Linked DNA regions of Homo sapiens: all the other regions are linked to region 3. Evidence: chromatin contacts called from ENCODE Hi-C or POLR2A ChIA-PET data. All regions are on one chromosome and are shown on one strand. The core of a region is the stretch at or near the end of the contact, and the rest is flanking DNA. Distances in the headings are between cores, read along the strand shown. Region 1 overlaps CLCA4-AS1 (CLCA4 antisense RNA 1). Region 2 has its middle 36 kb from the start of LINC01773. Region 3 overlaps LINC01140 (long intergenic non-protein coding RNA 1140).

Evidence for each region. Hi-C counts contacts between places; a loop is a spot of excess contacts on that map. ChIA-PET counts read pairs that join two places held with the same protein, here RNA polymerase II (POLR2A). Pooled maps may share reads with other maps.
Region 1: a map with no recorded cell type shows a loop between it and region 3 (13-fold over the local background). The contact joins two enhancer-like sites. A Hi-C loop is called at or near these places in 2 of 37 single-sample maps with no recorded cell type and 3 of 50 pooled maps.
Region 2: a map with no recorded cell type shows a loop between it and region 3 (2.3-fold over the local background). The contact joins two enhancer-like sites. A Hi-C loop is called at or near these places in 1 of 37 single-sample maps with no recorded cell type. POLR2A ChIA-PET finds 5 or more read pairs at or near these places in 1 of 52 experiments (endothelial cell of umbilical vein).

Annotation. Positions count from the first base shown.
Region 1 is chr1:86,615,783-86,619,098 of GRCh38, reverse strand. All of the region lies in intron 4 of CLCA4-AS1 (CLCA4 antisense RNA 1), which reads left to right. Among named protein-coding and RNA genes, the nearest start is that of CLCA4, 70 kb to the right of the region's middle. RefSeq lists an enhancer at 1,826-1,875. Within about 2 kb of position 2,023, at least 4 of the 41 ENCODE cell types and tissues checked have a DNase peak (open chromatin) inside an H3K27ac peak, as active enhancers do.
Region 2 is chr1:87,868,373-87,871,787 of GRCh38, reverse strand. No RefSeq gene overlaps it. Among named protein-coding and RNA genes, the nearest start is that of LINC01773, 36 kb to the left of the region's middle. Within about 2 kb of position 1,972, at least 4 of the 41 ENCODE cell types and tissues checked have a DNase peak (open chromatin) inside an H3K27ac peak, as active enhancers do.
Region 3 is chr1:87,150,136-87,153,540 of GRCh38, reverse strand. The region is part of intron 2 of LINC01140 (long intergenic non-protein coding RNA 1140); the gene reads right to left. Among named protein-coding and RNA genes, the nearest start is that of LINC01140, 22 kb to the right of the region's middle. RefSeq lists enhancers at 1,169-1,767, 1,768-2,366. Within about 2 kb of position 1,345, at least 18 of the 41 ENCODE cell types and tissues checked have a DNase peak (open chromatin) inside an H3K27ac peak, as active enhancers do.

The DNA.
Region 1 (3,316 bases), core at 774-3,273, 540 kb after region 3:
GAGTTTTATCATAAACACTGTGACTGGCATACACTTCTACATGCTGATGTCCTTGCCAAGGGGTTGTCTACAGAAGCTGTCAAATCGTGAGGTACCTAGAGAGGATGTAGCCTAAGGCCACACTTTGAACTCTCCTATTCCCTCACCTTATTTATAAAAAGTGGGCTGTGCCTTGAGAATTTTTTTTTTAGAGATTCAATTTCTCTGTTGAAAATCTTCATTTTTTCATCAATTTCTTTAACATATTTATAATTTTTTTCTTAATTATGGTTCACATTTTCCCAGTTCTTCACATGTCTCCCATTTAAAAAATTACATGCACTGATACTGACATTTTAAAATTTATATGCTTAAACCTCATTGTTTTTAAAATAATTATAGAGATTCAAATAAGTATTATTTCCTCCCAGGAAAAGTGTGCCCTTTCTTTGTGAGGAGTCAAGCTGAGTCAGTGCTGAGTTGCAGCTCTAGGTAGTTTCAGTTCACCTCTAGTTTCAAATATCTAGAGAATGTTACCTGTTCTGTGTGTATTACAGGGCTCCCCCTCTAAAAGGATTTTGAGACCTAAGGGCTTTAAGACTTTTGCTTTCCAGCCCAGCCACCAGCCTGTTGTGCTGCTACTTACTCAACAAAAGTCTCATGGAGATAATTGAAAGGTAGGCAGGATTACCTCTGCATTTGGGGCTCCTATAGATTCCAATCTGTCATACCAGTGTGCATGGTTGTTAAAAGTTCTGCTGGCTTTGCCTTACTTTAGCAGAGTTCCTCTGCTTAAAACACACCCTATCTTTATGCCCATGCCTCCTCTAGGAACAGTTTTTCCCTTTTTGGAATTTAGTTTCCATACACACACACACACACACACACACACACACACACACACACACACACACACACACACATAGTGTATTCTCTCCCTTCTCTGAACACCAACTCACTCACTTTAACATTAAAATAAATTATATATAGTTTATATGTAAACTATTTATAAACTATGTATAACTATTTATATACAGTTTACGTATAAACTATATATATAAATAGTTAATTTAAGTGTTAAAATAAGTGAGTTGGTGTTCGGAGAAGAGAGAGAAATGAACTTTGACTCAGGGAAAGGTTAAGAAGATATGACTGGAATTAAGGCAAAATTGGTTAATGGGTACAAAAATACTGTTTAGATAGAAGGAATGAATTATTTTATTTAATAGTACTATAGAGAAATTATACTTAACATTAATTTATTATATAATTCAAAAAGCTAGGAGAGAAGAATTGTAGTGTTCTCAACACAAATAAAAGATAAATGTTTGAGGTAATGGATATCCCTATTACTCTGATTTGGTCATTACACATTGTATACATGTATGAAAATATGTACCTCAAAAATATATACAACTATGATATATCAATAAAAAATTCAAAAACATTCTAAAAACATCAAAAAGGCCTAAAAGCTGGACACCTAATTTTGTGCTATGGAAAACAGCATGATAAGGGAGTAGAAACATTAAATAAATGAATTTGCATAGTAAAGAATTTGTTTAGATACCATTGTAAGTCCCTGTAAGATTCTAGTGGAGCTAACCGCACTCAGTGGCAGTTTTCCATTTTCACCTATTTAATAGAGTCTGAAAACTTTCCAGTCTTATACAGTCTTGTGTTCATATCTAATTATTCATATCAGATATGCAGTAATTACTGGAATCATTAAAAAGACTGGTCCTAGAACCCAGAAGTTTACTGTTAATTATTGTTTTCTGATAAGATTTATGTAACTTTAATCATAAGGTTCATGATATGGTTTGGCTCTGTGTCCCCACCCAAGTCTCATCTTGAATTGTAATCCAAATTGTAATCCTCATGTGTTGAGGGAGGGACCTAATGGGAGGTGACTGGATCATGGGAGCAGTTTCCCCTGTGCTGTGCTAGTGCTAGTGAGTGAGTTCTCATAAGATCTGATGGTTTTAAAAGTGGCACTTCCTCTTTCACTCTTTCTTTCCTGCTGCCTTGTGAAGAAGGTGACACTTCCCCTTTCGCAATGATTGTAAGACCTCCCCACCCATGCAGAACTGTGAGTCAATTAACCCTCTTTTGTTCATAAATTACCCAGTCTCAGGTAGTAACTTTATAGCAGTTTGAAAATTGACTAATACAGTTCATGAACTTTGATTTAGAACTGGAGTGACTTGTTAAACTCCTATAAAGATATAATACTTGGACTGTTAAGTATAAATTAAAGGCCTGTATAAAAGTAAATTTATCATATTTACCTGTACTCCACATCTTGTCATCCACCATATTTTGAATTTGAAGATACGTAGAGAGGAGAACAAATTTTGTTTGTTAACATGATTTATAACTTTTAAATATTTAAACATATGTTCCTTGTGCCACATTATACCATTTGTACACAAATGTTAGGAATGTGCCTCTTAGCCTTATTTCTCACTGTGCTCATGTCACTTTACAATGCTATACTTTATGGTTTCTCCTGTTCCCAGCATGCCCAGCTCTTTTTTTTTTTTTTTTTTAAAGTTAGTTGTGCCTTTGTCCTTGTCATTCCCTCTTTCTGTAATGCCCTTTCTCTTTTGCTGCCTGGTAGAATCTCTCAGATTCTTCAAAGTTTGACTAAAATGCTGCTTCTTGGGAAGCCCACCTGACCAGTTGGTCTTTCCCTCCTCTGTGATTCTACAGACATTTTTAGTTGTATATATTATATCACTTACAGTAGTGAGCTTTGGTAAACAAGTTCTTACTGTGTTATTCCCAGTTACCTTATGATAAAGTCTAAAATCCTTAGTGAGACTTGCAAGGACCCCACCTTATCACAGCCCGAATACTTAATTCTTCAGTCTCATCTCTTACTCTGGTCAGATTATTCTTTCTATTTCTCAACTGCTTGAGGCTCTCTTCTCAAACTTTTTACACTTGCTGTTCGTTTTGCCTTGGGCATTATTTTCTACACTCTTGGTGACTCTCTACTCATTCCTTCTTTAAATTTTTAGCTAAAAATTTACTTCCGAGAAACTTTCTATGACTCCTTGATTATGTTAGTTCTCCCTGATATAAAAGTGCCCATAGCATCCTATACTTTGCACTTGAGTGGTATATTCTATCTTTTTTATCCATCTATCAATGCTATCAATTAATGCTATCTTTTCCATTGAATTTCATAAGTATGTCTGTCTTGTTCACAGACATATACCCATTACTTAAGCATGTATCAGTTACCTCAAAAGAATTGGCTAAGTATTTCTTGATAGAATGAATGGAAGGATGAGTTCAAAACTTCATGAGAGAAGTCTTCCCACTCATC
Region 2 (3,415 bases), core at 723-3,222, 720 kb before region 3:
TTAAATAACAGACTCTTAAAGTTTCTGGTTGTTGATCACACAAATCTTTTGTAAAAGTAATTGCACCCTGTGGTTCTCAAATGCTCAATTTGTCTTCAAGGCTTCTTTTGAATCATAGTAAGTGCTTTGCACCATACCTGGAGAATTGCAAGTCTTTAGTCTTCCCAATCATATCCTGGTTTGAAGATGCATCTTCTTTGTGTCCATTGACTATGACCTGAACTGCTTCTGAAGCAAAACAGAATCAAAGCTCTAAACCTATGGAAGGAGAAGATGTGTGGCAAACTATTTGTATTTGGTTCTAATATTTCTGGCCTATCAGAGCTGGGCTTTCTGGATATGAATCACAAAATTTAGTGGCATCCAAAAATTAGAGGAAAGATCTGTAGGATCCCAGAAATCCTTGGCCAACAGAACATTTTTCCCTTCACCCAGTTTGTTTCAGATACTAGATATTTTCAGCATAAAATGTCTCAAATGTTGGAACTTATCACTTTTCCTCCAATGGCTCCATCCATAGACCAATGGATCTGGTTATTAAGATTTTTCTTCTGGAAAACCAGCTTGCATTACATTTTGCTCAATTTCATTCCACTGCCCCCAGTGGTGCTACTATAAACACATCTTTCAGGCCCTTTTTTCCCTCTTCTTCCTATTTTTCTTCTTTCCTTCCTTCCTTCCTTCCTCTCTTCCTCCCACCCTCCTTCTTTTCTTTCTTTCTTTCTTCTTTCTTTCTCTATCTCTTCCTTCCTTCATTACTTTCTTTCTTTTCCTCTTTCTCTATTTCTCTCATTCTTTTTTCTTCCTTCCTTCTTTCTTTCCTTTTTAGTATTAAAATAGACAATTATTTATTTATTTATTTATTTATTTATTTTTTTATTTATTTATTTATTTTTTTTGAGACGGAGTCTCGCTCTGTCGCCCAGGCCGGACTGCGGACTGCAGTGGCGCAATCTCGGCTCACTGCAAGCTCCGCTTCCCGGGTTCACGCCATTCTCCTGCCTCAGCCTCCCGAGTAGCTGGGACTACAGGCGCCCGCCACCGCGCCCGGCTAATTTTTTGTATTTTTAGTAGAGACGGGGTTTCACCTTGTTAGCCAGGATGGTCTCGATCTCCTGACCTCATGATCCACCCGCCTCGGCCTCCCAAAGTGCTGGGATTACAGGCGTGAGCCACCGCGCCCGGCCGACAATTATTTTTATCTGTAGTGTCTTTCTCCATTTAACCAAGCTCTATATGTTGTGTTAACATTTTATTTTACATTTTTCTCTCCATTTCATAAATCTGTAGAGTTATGACTTTGCTTTTCCAAATATCATTGTTTGTTTTCAATATTTTTCCAAAGTGTAATAAGTATTATGTAAGTTTTATTTGTAGGGGGTATAAGAATACTTAGGAAAGATAACAGCTCAGGTTGGTGAGATGCAATGAGATTTCTGGAGGAAGTAATGCTTGGGCTTAGTTCTGAAGGACAAGAAGTAATGTGGAAAGGGGTTGAGGGAAAGCTTTCTCGTCTGAGACAGCACCAATGTATAGAGCTTGAGGGTAGTGGATAGGGAGAACAAATGAATAAAACTGCAAGTAATCACAATTAAAGGGCAAATTGTAAAGGCTGAGCAAGAGGTGATAGATAAGGTGAAAGAAAAGCAAGGATCAAACTGCAAAAGACATTGCACACTGCAATAGGGTTTGATCCTTATTCTAACTGTAAAGGTTAGTGATCAAGGGCTTTAAGAAGGAGAATAATCAGGTTCCTGTTTCTGAAAGATAATTCTTGCACATGTAGACAATGGAATAGAGTAGTGGGGAAAAAGGAAGTAAGAGAGAACAGTTTGAGGGATATACTAAGCAAGAAATAGCGACCTAAAGTTAAGTAGTAATAATGCAAACAGTAGGTAGGTAGGTGGAGTCTACACAACTTGATGACTAGCTGGATTATGAAACTGAGAGAGACAGGCAGTGAAAGATGACTCTAAACTTCCTGGCTTGGGAAAATAAGGAAATTGCAGAAATGACTCAGGCATTTATTGAGAAAGCAAAAGCAAAGATGAAAGTTCCAATATGGACAGCAAATGAAATCCATTTTGAAATGTTGAGTTCATGGTGCCTGTGATACACTCAGGTGCAGATATTTAATTGCCTGATTGAGTCACAAATATGGGATTTATCAGTCTACAGAGGATAATAAAGTCTTGAAAATAAATGAGATCACCCAGAGAGGTTTTTGAGTGAGAGTGGAGTCCAGGACAGACTTTGAGAGAAAGCCAACATGTGGACAAAGGAAAATTAAGCCATGGAAGATTATGATAAAGAATAACCATAGAGACAGGAACAAATCAAAGAAAGTATTATGTCACCAAAAAGAGAAAGAAAAATTTCAGGAAGTGCTCAATACCATCAAATAGAAAAATCGGTACTGAAAGATTATTGTATTCAGTAGCAGGGCAGTCATCAGTGACCTTGTCAAAATGGTTTCATGGTAATTGTTGTAGATACCGATTGCGTTAAAATAGTTGAGTCTGTTTTAGTAACTTGTGTCTTTCAAAGAATTTGTCCATTTCAATTGTTGTACTTGTTAGAAGGGAAGTTTTTGTGATATTATCATATTATTACTATAATCTCTATAGGATACATAGTGAGCTCCTCTGTTTCATCCTGAATGTTAGCAATTTATCTCTTCTTTCAATCTTGACCAGCCTAGCCAGAAGTTTATCAATTTTGTTCTGTTTTTCTTCAAAGGAGCAAGATTCGGTTTCATAGGCTCCCTCTATTCTTTTTCTATTTCATTACTTTCTTCTCACCTTTATTATTTCCTTTCTTCTGCTTATTTTGAGTTTAATTTGTTCCTATTTTTCATTTCTTAATGTGGGAGTTTAGATTATTGGTTTTAGAATCTTTGTCTGTTTCAATATAACCATTAAAGCTATAAAATTTTCTCCAGCCTTTAGCTGCAACCCATGATTTTAATATGTTGCGTTTTTAGTTTTCTTTTTTTTCAAAATATTTTATAATTTTCCTGTAATTTCTTCTTTGTTCCCGTGGGTATTTAAAAGCATGCTTTATTTCCACATACTGAAGATTTTCAGGTATTTTTCTATTATTACTTTCTAATTTAATTTCTTTATCATTAGGTAGCATATACTGTATTATTTTAATTATATTTCTAAACTTATTGAAAATTACTTTTTGATTTAGAATATGGTCTAGCTGAATGTTTCAAACAGTCCTGAAAAAAATGTGTATATTGCTGATGCTGGTTGCAGAGTTCTATAAATGTCAATTATATCAAGTTGTTTAGTATTGTCCAGGCATCTATACTCTTACTATCTGTCGATTTGCTCTATTAATATTTATTCTTTCAGTTTATTCAGATTTTGCTTCATATTCCTGAAGCCCTATTATCAAATGCATACAT
Region 3 (3,405 bases), core at 96-2,595:
GTCACCAAAGGAGAAGATGAGCCCCTTGGAAAAAGGAAACAGTTGGCCATCACAGATGGATACCTTCCACTGGCTAATTAAATAGGACTTTGGTTGCTGTTGCTAAAGTACCACTTGTTTATAAAACTGTGTTGACCAATCTGGGTTTTTTTCTTGCTTCTGGAAGAAAAAGAGAGGACAAGATCAGTGCCTTTTCCAGTAGAGCAGAATAACCTTCTCATGTTGTTGGCTTCCCCAGCAGACTGCAGACTCCTGGAGGGTAAGACCACGACTCTGTGTTATTAGACACTGTAGCCCTCACACCTAGCCCTGCACAGAGGCCGTGAATGTTTAATAAACACTGGTTGAATAAGTGAATGAATGAATGTTCAAAATAAACCATCCCTAAGCCAAGGAGCAGTTTGTCCAAGAGCCCTGTCACATCGCTCCCCATCCAAGCAGCCCTGCCACCCAAACGCTGGCCCACTCAAAAGATGTAAGGGCTTTCTGTCATTCACTTACTGAGAAAGGCACTGATTCCTTCTTCAACATATCATCATCAAAAGGAACAGAAATTTGAAGCTTTAAGGAAAAAAAAAGGTCTTTGCAAAAAAAATCATATAGTTGGTTGTCAGACTCCTGTTTAGGAATTGACTAGGAATCCCAGCATCTCTTTTGAGCATTAAAGACACACAAAATGAATAAGGGCCTTCTTGGCAAAAGAAAAGGGACTTATATTTGGATCTCCAAAGCTCTTAAATAAGAGCAATTTTGATTTTTTTTTAAAGTATCTTAGTGAAGCTCTCAAACCACTGAAGATTTTTTTCTTTCAAACGTTTCGAACTCGTTGATCTCAAGTCTCTCCAGACCTCCACATTCCCTAACTGTTCTATGTGGTTAATCCCTGAGTGGGGGGAATCTAATTTTCTGCGGCTGCAGTCTCGGGTTAACAAGAAGGCAACCTTGATCTGAAGAAAATAGCAACCCACGAAAATCTAAACCTTGGCTGGCGATTTGGGGTAGCTTTTCTTGTTTAAGTTTTCTCCCCTTTTTTCTTTAACAAGTTTAAGAAACAAGTCATAAGGCAGAAAATCTAGGGTTTGGCTGTCTCTGCCCTGTTTTAAGGCTCCTTCTGAATTCAAATGAATCATTTCCTTTTACATAAAATCTTCAACGAGGCCACACTTCTTTTGTTATCAGAGTGTTGTCATCGGCAAGCCTGCTCGACTCTCATAAAGGCAATTTAGTACCTGACATTCGAGCAACGTGTGCGCGGGCCTGGATTTGCCTTACAAATAAGGGCTGCCAAGGAAACCTCTGGGGAGGCCGGCGGCCCTGCTCGGGGACACCTAAGGTGCATCTTTCATCAACTTCTCCGACAGGCCTTTGCTTCCCAGGGCGTGCTGTTCTGTACACAGCCGCCTTCCCCTCCCGAGAAAGTTCAGGACGGCGGCGGGGCCACTCTGCAAGCTTATCCTGACCCCCAGCGGTCGACCCTGTCATCGGGCCCGCACCGGGTCCCTCTCTCGCTGCCGGGCAGAGGCGAGCACCGCCCTGAGGTTCCCTGGATCCCAGGGACCCAAGCACCATTCGCTTTAATTGACAATTAAAACAAACTTCGGTTCTCACAAGAATCAACCGAGTGAAATTTCACAACTGCAAGTTTCACAATTCAATTCCCTTGAAGCAAAACCAACAGTTTCCCTGAGGTTTCACTCCACACCTCTCCATTTGTTGTTTAACTTCCCCCTCAAGTTTCTCTTCCCACACACAATTTTATTTTCAAGTCAGTCATGGAAACAGTTTAATTATGTTTCTGGGGGTCCCCGCATCCTCCCTGCCCCGGTGCTGAGTCAGCGCTTCCGCGAGCCCCAGGATGAGGACTCCAGCGAGCGCATGTTTATTAACAGAGCAGCGTGGCGCTCCCAGCGACCAGGGGGGCCCCCCCGAGGTGGCTATTTATGGCTTCTGCCCACCGGCCTGCCTGTTCAAGCTGTTTCATATTGTCAGCCACCGGAATCAAACAACCTGAAATAAGGCCTCCGCGGCCACGAATAGAATGCAGTCAGCAAACAACGTCCGACCCCGGCGGTAGAGTCGCCGGATTTAGCAAGTAAAAATACAAGATGCCCAGTTAAGATTGAATTCAGATAAACCACAAATACATTTTTAGTATAAGTATGTCCCAAATATTGCAAGGGATATGTTTGTACTAAAACATATTTGTGGTCTATCTGAAATTCACATTTAACTCGGGGCCTTCTATTTTATCTGGCAATCCTACCCAGTAGAGAAAGGAGAGGTTCTGTTTTATGGTTTTACAGCTCAGCTTCTGAGCAGATCGGGATAGTTCAGGGGGCCTGGGCCTCTCCTAAGAGTTAGGTGAGACTTATTTTTAAACGGTAGGAAAATAGTCCGAATGTGGATTCTCGGAGCCTCTCTGGAGGCTCAGACCTCCCTGGACATTGCCCCCCTTCTCAGTCCTACCCTCTTCTCTCCCTCCCTGTCTCTCTCCACTGTGGAGGCAGGACCCTGTCCTGAAGGGTCCCGTTCCCACGGTCAACCTTCCCAGTCAGCCTCAGGTGTCCTAGCTCGCAGATGTTGAAGCAAAAGTCAAAACCAAGGTAACTCTTTTTAGGGGGTAATAGATTTAACTGCAGCTGGGTCTTCAAGGGACAGGAGTAGCCATATTCTGAACTGCTATTTGTATCTACTGAAATGTAAACATTAAAAAAATTTAAAAAAAAACAAGTTTGAATTACTATCTTCCTTTAAAAAAAAAAAAGGCTACGGCCTTGGGAATACTGTACATATCTGTTACCGACAATTCTGAAAACCACCTCTGCAAGCCTGTCAGTTAAACCAAATGTTAAATGGAAAATATTTGGCGGGATTTAAAATTAGACCCGCACACATTACTTACAGATGTTTCCATGCAAAACACTTGAAACTGAACCACACCAAGTCATAAACCCCACAATGGTGTATTTTTTATACCCCAAGTTAATTTTTATTATATAAGTAGCCATATGAAGAAGGTATTGCATACAGCTTAAATTAAATACGGAGGAATGAAATCAGCAGTATCCCTTTACAGCATATGGCCCAGCAAATCAAATTACAAAGCTTTCCACATCTCATTAACTGCAATGAGTACAGTGAGTTTTCTAATAAGTCACATCTTTTTCATGTGAGTGGTGAGCAGTGACTTATTGTAAGAATTCACAGGATGACCCTTGTGCTGAAATTAAGAACTAATCTAAAATGGGCAGGGTCATCTGGTCAAGACTGATCATAACATTTCCTCATTATTGTTTTAGTTGGCATTGAAGCATATGTTTTCCTGGTGCCCCAGCTGAAAAATGCCTTTGATAATTTCACTGACAGCAAATAACCCACACACTGCCATTTAATGAGTTTGGGCAG